Regions from separate parts of the Homo sapiens genome. Here region 1 is linked to region 2. Evidence: chromatin loops called from intact Hi-C (ENCODE). Cell type or tissue: transverse colon. All regions are shown on one strand. Links, peaks and the distances in the headings refer to the core of each region. The heading gives the core; the rest is flanking DNA.

Region 1 (2,922 bases), core at 206-2,705, 96 kb before region 2:
ATAATTAAAATGGAAAATTTTGTATTAATACATATAATCTCATTGTTGAAAAGTAGTATCTCTTAAGCTTAAGAAGAATAGTATATGAAATTATTTTGTACTATTTGAATAATATATTGTCTTAGTTCTTATAAATCCTCATGTGATTATCTTAACTCATGAGGTGAAGGGGCTCTCATACCTAATTTATAAATGAAATAGAATCAGAGAATGTATATAATTTACGTAGGATCATAGAACGGAAGTATTTGCGGGGAGGAGTGTTTATACCACTTAAACTACTTTAGAAACAGATTTCTTAATGTCTTTTTTGTATTTAGTATTTAAGTATTATGAAATTGCCAGCTAGGTTTTGCTTATTAAAAGAGTATTGGCTTATACTATATAAGGATGTTATTAATTCCTAGCCGTTTACTGTGTTCATAATAATATTTTCTGTGAATGGGTATAAATATAAACTCACCCTGAAAGTGAAGTCATCATATTTTCAGAGAAATTTCAAATTTTATTTCCAAGTGCTGTGTCTTAAGAGCGTCTTGATTCTTTACTTCTGAGTGGCACTGTAATGAAATAGCCCCTTTTTCCTTTGGCTTCCTGGATTGAGGCAGTGATTAGTTTTACTGATTCTGTTATCTCAAGTGCTTCTTAATTATCTTGGTGGTCTTTCAGTTTGCTTTGTTTGAAGAGCAAATTCTGAGGAGTTTATTAAGGACTAGAGCTGAGTATTTGAAACAAAAATATTTTTTTAAATTACAGAAGTGATGCATACTTACTTATTAAAGAGAAATCCAAATAAGCCTGTAAATTGTCTCCCTTTTCATTTCTCCACTACCACTCCTTAGAAATTTACTTTATCTTAGGTCTTTCCTTGTACAGACAATAACATGAATATAAGGGAATTTTTTTTTTTAACAAAACTGGAGTCATATTATTCATATTCACATGTGGCTTGCTTTTTTCAGGAAACATTTCTGCGACAAAACATATAGATTGTTTTTCATTCTGCCTGACAGCAACTGGTATTTCAGTGTAGATGTATTATAGTATCATTCTCCTATTGAAACTGATGAAAAATTTAGGTTGGTTCCAGTTTTTCACTATTATATGCGAAGATGTGCCTTGGTTATATGTGAGGTTTCTTTATAGAATAGACTCATAGAAGTGGACTTGCAAAGTCTCAGAGTATGTACATTTACATTGTAGAAAGTTATTGCTAAATTTCCATCCAGGAAAGTTAGGTCAATTTCTACTTCTACTTCTATGACTATGTGAACTGCCCCTTTTCCTGAAACTGTATTAGGAAAGTTTAGGAAAACCTTTATTACCAGGATACCATATAGTATTTTGTCACTCTTAAAAACAGAACAAAAAACCCAAAAATTGTTTTAATCGAAATTTCTTAGGTGACTAGTGAGGGTGAACATTTTTATTTTCTTTATTTTTATTTATTTATTTTATTTTATTTTATTTTTTGAGATGGGGTCTTGCTCTGTTGCCAGGCTGGAGTGCAGTGGCGTGGTCTCGGCTCACTGCAACCTCTGCCTCCTGGGTTCAAGCGATTCTCCTGCCTCAGCCTCCCAAGTAGCTGGGATTACAGACACGCACCACCATGCCCAGCTAATTTTTGTATTTTTAGTAGAGACAGGGTTTCACCATGTTGGCCAGGCTGGTCTTGAACTTCTGACCTCGTGATCCGCCCACCTCGGCCTCCCAAAGTGTTGGGATTACAGGCCTGAGCCACTGTTTATTTTCATTGCATTTTAGCAGACAACACTCTGTTCTTTTTATACTAGTTTACTTTATCCCATCCATTTATATATACATATATATACACATATATGTGTGTTGTTTTTGTTTTGTTTTGTTTTGTTTTTTTGAGATGGAGTCTCGCTCTGTCGCCCAGGCTGGAGTGCAGTGGTGTGATCTTGGCTCACTGCAACCTCTGCCTCCTGGGTTCAAGCAATTCTCCTGCCTCAGCTTCCCCGAGTAGCTGGGACTACAGGTGTGCGCCACCACGCCCGGCTAATTTTTTTTTTTTTTTTTTTTTTTTTTTTTTTTTGATATTTTTAGCAGAGATGAGGTTTCCCCACGTTGGCCAGGCTGGTCTCGAACTCTTGACCTCAGGTTATCTGCCTGCCTTGGCCTCCCAAAGTGTTGGGATTACAGGCGTGAGCCACCGCACCCAGCCCATTTATATTTTTTAACTGGTCTTTTGAGGCTGTGCGTGTATGTGAGCAGATTAAATAAAAGAGTTTCCTCAGATGGCCCTATCAAGAAGTAAGCACTACCAAGAAGTAAGCACTACAGATCTGAATCAAAGTCTACCTTGCTCATTTTGGCTGGATCAGAGAAGGATTCTTGGGTTCTGTATACCGTGCTGAAACATGCAAGGCAGGTTGTGTTTTTAGGTTTTTATTAAATGAGGAAGGCAAGTTGCAGTGGCTCACGCCTGTGTTCCAGCACTTTGGGGAGGCTGAGACGGGTGGATCACCTGAGGTCAGGAGTTCGAGACTAGCTTGACCGACATGGAGAAATCCTGTCTCTACTAAAAATATAAAATTAGCTGGACGTGGTTGCTCATGCCTGTAATCCCAGCTACTCAAGGCTGAGGCGGGAGAATCTCTTGAAGCCGGGAGACAGAGGTTGCAGTGAGCCGAGGTCACACCATTGCACTACAGCCTGTGCAACAAGAGCAAAACTCCATCTCAAAAAATAATAATAATAATAAATGAGGAAAATACTGTAATATTATTTGATTATGGAGACAAACCTATTTACAATCTGACTGTTCAGATTGAATAGTTGTGACCAAACCTGGAATAACATTAAGAAATGTTCAAAACCTGTTTTAAAAAATTAAGCTGTAGAAAGGCCTGTTGTAATACAAATATCACATTAAACAAGAGTAAAACTCACTGAAAG
Region 2 (2,922 bases), core at 264-2,763:
GCGAGGCCCAGGCTAGAGTGCAATAGCATGATCTTGGCTCAACCTCCACCTCCCCGGTTCAAAAGATTCTCCTGCCCCAGCCTCCTGAGTAGCTGGGACTATAGGTGCGCACCACCATGCCCAGCTAATTTTTTGTATCTTTAGTAGAGATGGAGTTTCACCATGTTGGCCAGGCTGGTCTTGAACTCCTGACCTCAAGTGATCTGCCCACCTTGGCCTCCCAAAGTGCTGGGATTACAGGGGTGAGCCACCACGACTGGCTATCAGGGTTTCAATTTAGGTTTTGCTGCTTATTTGTTATGTGAACTTGAGTAAGTTACTTCTTAATCTAATTATTTTATTGTTAAGTAATGATAACAGTAGGCTCCCTGTGAGAATTAAATAAACTTCTGTGTGGAGAGTGCTGGCACTCATTAGACACTCTGTACAGAGTAGCTATTATTATTATAGTTGTAGAGAAATGAGTCAGGGGAAAGTGGAAATAAAGTTTGAGCATTAAATGCTTTATTAGTTGAATGACACATATCCTACTTCATGAAATTCTGAAGATGATTTTAAAGTGAGTATGCTCTTTCTGCCACAATGGAGGTTATTGACCCAATGGTCATAGTCCTCTGAAATTTTAGTCCCAGTTGAGCACCAAGCATCCAATTAATTCCCTATAATTTTTTTCAAGAAGAAGGGGCTAAGGTAGTTATTTTATTATCATTCTAGTTCAGTGAGAGATTCAAAGACTAACGTTACCGAGTGAAGCAGCTACTTTAAAGCGGAGCTGGGTGATAATTTGTTTAAGATGAAGTCCTTCTCTCCTTTCTCCCTATACTTATAAAAAATGAAGCCCCCGTGCAAGCAGAAAGACTTACTTTCATGTCTAAGTGACATGAAGATACTTCTGGGAGCAGTCTACACCAACCTTAGATGGCTTCTATGCAAATTCTCTCATAGCAACATGTTTCATTTATATTCATTTATTTCTGCTTCCATTATTAGGAAAATCACAGTGCCTTCTGGGTATATCAGAACCTACCTGAAATTCACAAACTCTAAACAATGAATGCTCAACTCTGTTGTATGAAGTAGCCACAATTACCAACCTTCCTGCACAAATCAAACAAGAGATATCTTAAAATAGGAATGATGCTGAAACTCTACAGCTTTTGTGTGAAACACATAGAAGAAGAAAGTAAAACAGGACAAACTCCGTGGGCAGGTAACATTACCTCAGTGTTTATGGCATTTTTCTTTTTGGGCCGGTTGAACATGATCTTTGTGATGCCATCTTCGGAGGTCACCACCAGAGTTTCAAACCCAGTTGATTTCCTGTCTGTTCCAGGCTCCACCTGACTAGAGGATTCCAATGAAGGACTCAAACTGGACACCAAATCCACATAGTTCTGCCTGGCAGCTTCCTGAACGGACGATGACAAACAACCTCAGCCCATGGTCAATGAATAAGCACTTTGAGAAAGTTACTATACTAATAACTAACACCTTGCAATGAAGAAAGAATAGAAGCACATCAAGATCTTGAAGACTCCATTTACAATGGCTTAATGAGAAGCACAAACTTCTTTAGAAGTACAGCAAATAAAAGCACAGTAACTAGTAAACTCACCTTGGGCAGGCTGCCAAGGGCATTCCATGCGTCCCATTTGGCCTTGTTGATCAAGTCAAATACACCTGGTTTGGGCATGTTACAAGGTCCTTCAGTGGCCTGTGAAAAGGAGAGGGGCAATATGTTCAAATGTCCATGTAAACTAGACCCCTAAATATTTAAGATCCATAAAATCTGTAAGTACATGAATGCCTCCCCCAAATCCTTTCACAGGGTATGTAAATTGATCTGAATTTTCCCCTCCAGTCTCTTTGATGTTGTTGCCAAAAATGCACAAACAGAAAAAAGACTGGAAATAAATTATAACTGCCTGTCTATGAAAATAATGCAGGATAAAGGTTTTGGGGAAGTATTTTCTAAAAAAATCTAATGGTTCATTAGTTTTATATTGGTAATCACATTTTCCACAAACAATCAAAATATTCAAGCAAACAATCTTTACAAGGAACTAGTCAACAAATACTTGAAAACCCACAGCATATTCCAAAAGCCCATCTGAAGGTACAAAAAAAAACACCACTAATTCAGTGGTGGACTTTTGGTACCTGGGTAACAAAACTGTAGCTGAGGGGCTAGGGTGGGGCTATCAGAGCTACTGGTTCTTAGGAAACCTAACTGAAGAACATGTAAGTAAAAAGCAAAAAGGAATTAAATTTTATTTTTGAGGCTAGGTGGAGTGGGTGTTTTGAGATGAATAAAATATCCCACTCAGCTACTTTTCAGAAATAGCAATTTAAAATTCCAGTTAAAATTTTTAAAATTTTATAATACAGTTAGAGAGGAAAGAAGAAAGAGTCTTTGAAAAACAAGCCAGGTGTGGTGGCTCACACCTGTAATCTCAGCACTTTGGGAGGCTGAGGTGGGTGGATCACCTGAGGTCAGGAGTTCGAGACCAGCCTGACCAATATGGTAAAACCCCATCTCTACTAAAAATACAAAAATTAGCCAGGCATGGTGGCAGGTTCCTGTAATTCCAGCTGCTTGGGAGGCTGAGGCAGAAGGATTGCCTGAACCTGGGAGGCAGAGGTTGCAGTGAGCTGAGATGGTGCCGCTGCACTCTACCCTGCGTGACAGAGCAAAACTCTGTCTCAAAAAAACAAAATAAAAACAAAAGAAAAAAGAAAAAAGAAAAAGGCAGTAAAGGAGGTTATGAATTTCTTTAGACAGAGATAGTGTCATCTGGCAAGAGTTGGCCAACCTAGAAGTTAGAGGGAACACAGTCCACAGGATAAGGGCTTGCCTTTGTCTCCTGACTGTCCTCAATGCTAACACCAATTGCAAGGCTGGAGGGCACCCAGGACCACCCT

Evidence for each region. Peaks named below come from ENCODE experiments on the same cell type or tissue, not always from the same donor. Only the 100,000 strongest peaks of a DNase experiment are listed, where the experiment ranks them.
Region 1: it touches region 2 in a loop (2.5-fold over the local background); 33 of 110 quality-filtered maps call a loop at or near these places.

Annotation. Positions count from the first base shown.
Region 1 is chr6:4,033,259-4,036,180 of GRCh38, forward strand. All of the region lies in intron 2 of PRP4K (pre-mRNA processing factor kinase PRP4K), which reads left to right. Among named protein-coding and RNA genes, the nearest start is that of PRP4K, 13 kb to the left of the region's middle. In transverse colon, for the core only: no CTCF peak of the experiment used is centred there; no DNase peak of the experiment used is centred there.
Region 2 is chr6:4,129,152-4,132,073 of GRCh38, forward strand. It overlaps ECI2 (enoyl-CoA delta isomerase 2), which reads right to left. Exons shown (of 10, transcript NM_206836.3): 3 at 1,616-1,714; 4 at 1,221-1,409. It also overlaps the pseudogene TEX56P. Among named protein-coding and RNA genes, the nearest start is that of ECI2, 5.0 kb to the right of the region's middle. In transverse colon, for the core only: no CTCF peak of the experiment used is centred there; a DNase peak (open chromatin) is centred at 1,620.